Regions from separate parts of the Homo sapiens genome. Here region 2 is linked to region 1. Evidence: chromatin contacts called from ENCODE Hi-C data. All regions are on one chromosome and are shown on one strand. The core of a region is the stretch at or near the end of the contact, and the rest is flanking DNA. Distances in the headings are between cores, read along the strand shown. Region 1 overlaps LIMS1 (LIM zinc finger domain containing 1). Region 2 overlaps ACOXL (acyl-CoA oxidase like).

Region 1 (3,007 bases), core at 279-2,778:
TGAGACAGAAACACTGGATCTGATCCAAGAAACCAGGCTCAAAAGCAAGAGGGCCTGACCCTGTGGCTGAGGGGAGGGCTAGGAGGTGAAATGAGACAAGAGACATGGGTGGTGGCATGTTTCGAAGGACCTGGTGTTCTTCACCCTGAGAGCCAAGGGCCGCCCGTGTCTTAAGCAGGGTACTGACAAGATCCCACCTGTTTGCTGAGGACCCCTCTCTCTGAGGCAGCAAAGGCCCCAGGGTAAGGACCAGCACAGCTGTGCAGAGCCACATGGCAGTCCATGGAACAGACAGCAGCTTGAGCTAGCCAGGGTGGTGACAGAGAGAACAGCAAGGAGAGTGGACACAGAGATGTGTAGGGAGGGAGGGCAGAAGGGCAGACTGGACACAGAGGGCCAGGGAGGGAGGCAGGAAGCACCCACACTGCTAACGTTTCTCCCCACATTCTTTTGTGGACATAGCAACAAACAGACCTGGTGAACTACAGCATGAGCCAGATGTACTTCATGTTGCCTTAATCTTGTCCACAGAAACGTAAGCGTTTTAAACCTACTTTGACTCTAATAATAAAGACTTTTACGAGTTTACAAAAGAAAAAAGCTAGGACATAAAAATGTTTGCTTGTATTGTAAAGCTCAGTCTCTCAACTATTTATGTAATATAATTATTACTAACAACTGACGTTGGAGTACCTACCCAGCACATTATGTGTTATTAACCTCCATCTCAACCCTATGAGGCATGTATTGTGATTATACCCATTTACAGATGGGGAAACTGAGTCTTAAAGCAGTTAAACGACTTGACCAAACAATACAACCAATAAGAGTGTGTGGATCCAACCCAAGTTGATTTGACTCAAAGATTCCTGTTTCAGTCATTAAACTGCACTGTCCCAGGGCCTAAAACATTCTCCCCCACAGACCATCACAAGGTCAAGTCTGAACTAGCACTGCCTCTCAACACTGACAACCTAACCCCGGAAGCTTCTGGGAAACTGGGTGCATGACAGGCGCAGGAGCCGCAGCGCAAGCCCCGGAGTGTAAACACTGACTAGAAACCACCCAGACACCTCAGCCAGCCCACACCTTCTCTCTCTCCAAATGACCCAGACCTAGTCCACGTGAATATTGTGAATGGTCGGTTTGAGGGTTCTGAAAGGAGCCTCGTGAGGTGCTCAGGTGCAGTCCCCACTCATATGAGTATTCCTCTTCAGCTGGTTTTCTCCTGCAGGTTTGGAGGCAAAAGCTAGTGAAAGAAGTGACCTTCTATGTAACTGAATTCCTAGATTCCTTAGGAGTCTTTGGGTCCAAATTACCCAAAAGACTTTATTTCCTTTTAGAGTACATGGAATTATTCAATGTTTCCAACAGTTCTGGAAAAAAAAAAAAGGCAGATTCTAACAGGTTTTCTTCATCATAGCAACTACGCTGAAACCAAGGGTACTGTTGAACAGCAACACGCACTGGAAGCAATACAAACAGCAAACTTCAGGAGAGCGTGGGTGTATGAAGAGGCACTGATGATGTGTGACCACACCGATTTCGGTTCCTCTGAGAACACTTCATACCACAAACACACTTTAGAGCTCAAGCTGGTCAAGCAGCCACTTGCTCCTACTGCTTCATGCAAAGGAAGTCTGGTGAAGAAGGTGATTCTAATTCTAAAACACAAATCAAACCAGTCACTCTGTGAGACTAATAAAAGAAAGGCCTGAAGTTTTAATCCTCCAATCCTGATCTCAAGAACCCCTGCCAAGAGAAAAAACTCACTCTTAGGGCATATATATATGTATATATATATATATATGTGTGTGTGTGTGTGTGTGTGTGTATATGTGTGTGTATATATATATGTGTGTATATATAATATATGTATATATATTTTATATATGTGTATATATAATATATGTATATATATTTTATATATGTATATATATATTTTATATGTGTGTATATTTTATATATGTGTGTATATATTTTATATATATGTGTATATATATGTGTGTATATATATATATATATATTTTAGATCATGGTTCACAGCAACTTCTGCCTCCCTGGCTCAAGCAATCCTCCCACCTCAGCCTCCTAGTAGCTGAGACTACAGGCTCATGCCACCACGCCCAGCTAATTTCTGTATTTTTGTAGAGACAGGGTTTTGCCACATTGCCCAGGCTGGTCTCGAACTCCTGAGCTCAAGCGATCCCCACGCCCCGGCCTCCCACAGAGCTGGGATTACAGGCGTGAGCTACTGCACCCAGCCTAGAGCCAATATTTTTGATTGATCAAAACACTCTAGGGAACTATGTTCTACTGAACAAAAATTCCCAAAATAGAAGTGAAATACCTCAAAATGTAATGAGACCACTATATAGAACCAAAGCAAGTGCACTATTTCTAAGGAAAGTGAAAAAAAACATTGATAGGTTATTTTTTAAATCAGAGCCTTGGGGAAGAAATAAAGGCTCTGATTATTCCTTCCCCGGGGCTCAATATAATTTAGGAAATAGCACCTTGGTCAAGAGCTAGATGTATTGAGTGCTTCTTATGCGCCCAGAACTGTGATAAGCACTTTGCATACACTTACCAAATTTAGTTTTTACAATAATCTAATGAAACAGTACTATTATTATTCCCATTTCAAAGGTGATGAGACAAGACATAGAAAGTGTAACTTACTATACAGTTATTACGTAATTGAGTGAAAAACTGAAACCTGGCCTCAGCCTGGTTTTAAACCATAACGGTGTACTGCCTGCTAGTCAGAAAATGGTTATTTTTCTCAGCAGTAGATGAGAACTTATAATCAGAAATCATTTAAAAATTCAACCACGGCTAAACACAATGTGGTATCCTCGACTGATTGATGGCATAGAAAAAAGACATGATGAAGATAATGGAAGGTGCTGACAAGAGGGGAAGCTAGGTGAGGACTATGTGAGGATTATCTGAGCTCCTGACCTCTGCAACTTTTCTATAAATCTAAAATTATTCCAAAATAAGG
Region 2 (3,300 bases), core at 336-2,835, 2.1 Mb before region 1:
CCCCAAGCCTTGGTGTGATAGAAAAGAAAACTAGAGAATTCCCCAAATTCACCCACCTTCTGTCCTTCACTTTTCACGGCCCATGTTGTAGAAGTGGTTGCAGCACTCAGACAAGTGTGGTGACGAAGGGCCCCAGGAGCTCTGCCACCCAATGGCATCAGGATCCAAGGTGTCAGGGACACCAAAACTTTCCTCCCATCCAGGAAAGCAAGTTATTAATATAACAATATATCACCCCAAAATTTCTTGCCAAGGAAAGAAGAACAAGAAGGAAAATTTTCCTTACACATAGTCAACAATATTTTTTCTAGTGTACAATTATTCATTTAAGGTTGAGGAAAGTGATCTAAGAGGTTGACAATGCCCCTTAATAAAGTCACATGTCAGAGTACAGAGCAGCACTACAATAATTGTCTTGATGCTGGACCTGGGAGGAGATGGTCTCCAAATACTTAAAAAGCCTTTACAAAATTACCCATATCAAAAACATGCTTTGTTCTCCTATGACTTGTGTTTAAATCCACATACTGTCACGATTTTAGCTGGTGGATGTGTGTAAGACAAGACAGCAATAGCTGTCCCCATCCCTGGGACCCTCTCCTCACCGTGCTGTTTCCTTCCAGGACTGAAAGCTGTGCTAAATGTCTCCCTATTTTAACACAGTCAGGGGGCACAGAGTCTGACAGGGACTGGAAGAATTCTATCCCTTGCAGGTTTGTGAGACTCGCAAGAAAACGTGCAATCACCTCTCCGCCTCTCTCCTCTCTCACCGCTGGAGGCAGACACTTGGAAAACCACCAGCCCACCCCCTGCCCCAACTCCCTCACCATTCTCCAGTTTGTGTTTTCTCTGAGTGCTTGCGTGCAAAAGCATGGTAGGAAACCACAGATAAGAGATTGGTTAAACCAAATTCCTTAGGATCCCTCCCAGCCCTGAGGGTTTTGACTTCCTACCTCTTCATACCTGCCCATCTACTCAGCACAGGCTCTCTGAGATGTTACTCGATGACAACCACTGTGCTAGGCTTGGGGATCCAGCACTTCTCAAGAAATGACTTTCCAGTTGAGGTCAGAGGTAGGGAGTTTCTATTTAAATGTATAAAACTCTGTTTTATACACACACAAACACGCGGGTGCACGTGTAACTTCTTGTTCTTACTCTGTCACACTCACTGTGTGTTACAAGCTGAATAGTGTCCCCCGCTCCCCCTAAAAATTCAGATATTGACTGGTGTCCTTCTAAAATTTGAAGACAGACAGGTACAGAGGGAAGACCATGTGAAGACAGGAAAAAAGACAGCCACCAACAAGCCAAGGAGAGAGGCCTGCAGCAGATTCTCCCTTGCAGCCCTCAGAAGCAACCAACCCTGCCGACACCCACTGACACCTTGATCTTGGATTCTCAGCCTCCGGAACTCTGAGACAATACATTTCTGTTATTTAAGCCACCTAGCCCGGGTACATTATTACGGCAGCCCTATTAAGCTGACGCAACACCATAATACTCCAGATAAACACACTGGAAATCACTGCTTGAGGAATCGGAAGCCCAGAGGTCCTATTCTTGGCTTTGCCACTCCAAGCCACTCCACATCCCAGGAATGCCTGGGATATTTACATATTTTAATAGAGAAAAGAGAATGACACTTGAGTAAGTCACTTCCTCCTTAAGCCTTTGTTTCCTCCTTCAAAAAAGGGCAAGATCCCCTCCAACATGAACAGCTTGTATTTCTGTGGCCCCTAGACAGGACCAAGGACAACTGTCCACGTCAGCCACAACCTAACAGTGTTGTCACTGTGAAAAATCCCCATGTCCCAACATTCAAACACGCTGACATCCCAGTGTCCCACCGGACCTGGCCACATTAGACTGTAGCTTCCAAAGGACAGGGCCAGTGGATTCCCCACTATCAGGTCCCTAAATGATGGCTGACAGGGATCCTGTCCCAGGCTGTATCATGGAGCATCCTTAGCTCTCTCAACTGCCTATCTAGAGGTCTGGACCCTACATCCAATAAATGCTCATAAAACTTAACATTCAAGTTTACAAATACAAAGGCATATTTTACACATTAAAAACCTATGATTTGCCAAAATCTTTTTGTGCTCCTTTGGAGACTTGAAATTCTGGGAATGGCAGAAAATAGGATGTCTGGGATATTTATGTATGTTAATGGGGAGAAGAGAATGCCAAAAGTGACTGTGGGGCTGCAGGCTGCCAGTGTCATAGGTCAGTCATGGTTCATGTGCTGCAGAAGCTCCTGGGAGCCAGGGCCCACCTCACCACTCACCGGCCCATCTCCAGGGCCTGACACAGTATCTCAAATGATGAAGAGATGAACACTGGGATTTAGATTAGGCTCTACACGCCCACAATTAAACTGGATTTGAAATTGCCTGATATAGTCTTGGGAGCAATAAAACTGGAGCCTTTGGAAGATAATCTGGCAATATTGGTCAGCGTTTTCCATGCAGATACCTCTGTCCCATCGGCATCACCTCTAGAACCTAATCCAGAGAAATCTCTTCTTATGAATACGAGGGTACTCCCTGCAGCATTGTTTAAGATAACACAAACTGAACATGACCTGAGTGTCCTTTGATGGGGCATGGCATAATTAAATTTGGTACAATTGTTACTGATGCAGCTTTTAAAAGAATGAGACAATCCTTTCTACACTAACACATAAATACAGGTCTACAAGTTCTGGATATCAGAACATATTTAAACAGGGATATTCAATAATAAAATGATTTATGGCATAAAACCACGTGGACCAACCAAGAACTCAAGAGAAACTGACATTCCACGAGGGATAGCAGCAACACACTGTCACCTAGACAGTGAACAGGCAAGTGGTAACTCACTTAGCAGAACAGAGGATGCTAAGTCTACAGGGCTGACGGAGCCAACTAGCTGGTGCCACTGGGTTGTATAAATGCTTGGGAAGTGGAGGCTCCATGCACCTCTGAAAGCAGCTGCATCCTCAAGTCCCCTCTCCAAGTCCATCAAAGCCTGAGGGTTTACTGTTAGGAGAGGGTGGCATGGGAGGCTAACTGTGGGACCCACATGGGGAACACTGGAGCCAGTAGGAGACCCCTCAGTGAGAGCCACCACTTACCAATGCACAGGGTGCAGCCAATCATGTGGGGTGGCCTCCATGCTGTGGACACCCTAGACCATTTCCCAGAAGATGGCATCAAGTGATTTGTTCTAACAAAATCAGGTATACAAATGCAAGTCTTGAGAAAGGAGGATGGTTTTCTAACCAGCCTCACGTTGTGCATGGAGAGCCTGGGG

What was found. Hi-C counts contacts between places; a loop is a spot of excess contacts on that map. Pooled maps may share reads with other maps.
Region 2: a map with no recorded cell type shows a loop between it and region 1 (6-fold over the local background). The contact joins two enhancer-like sites. A Hi-C loop is called at or near these places in 3 of 37 single-sample maps with no recorded cell type and 2 of 50 pooled maps.

Annotation. Positions count from the first base shown.
Region 1 is chr2:108,610,857-108,613,863 of GRCh38, reverse strand. All of the region lies in intron 1 of LIMS1 (LIM zinc finger domain containing 1), which reads right to left. Among named protein-coding and RNA genes, the nearest start is that of LIMS1-AS1, 66 kb to the left of the region's middle. RefSeq lists an enhancer at 1,423-1,482. Within about 2 kb of position 1,528, at least 14 of the 41 ENCODE cell types and tissues checked have a DNase peak (open chromatin) inside an H3K27ac peak, as active enhancers do.
Region 2 is chr2:110,739,381-110,742,680 of GRCh38, reverse strand. All of the region lies in intron 1 of ACOXL (acyl-CoA oxidase like), which reads right to left. Among named protein-coding and RNA genes, the nearest start is that of ACOXL, 8.5 kb to the right of the region's middle. Within about 2 kb of position 1,585, at least 2 of the 41 ENCODE cell types and tissues checked have a DNase peak (open chromatin) inside an H3K27ac peak, as active enhancers do.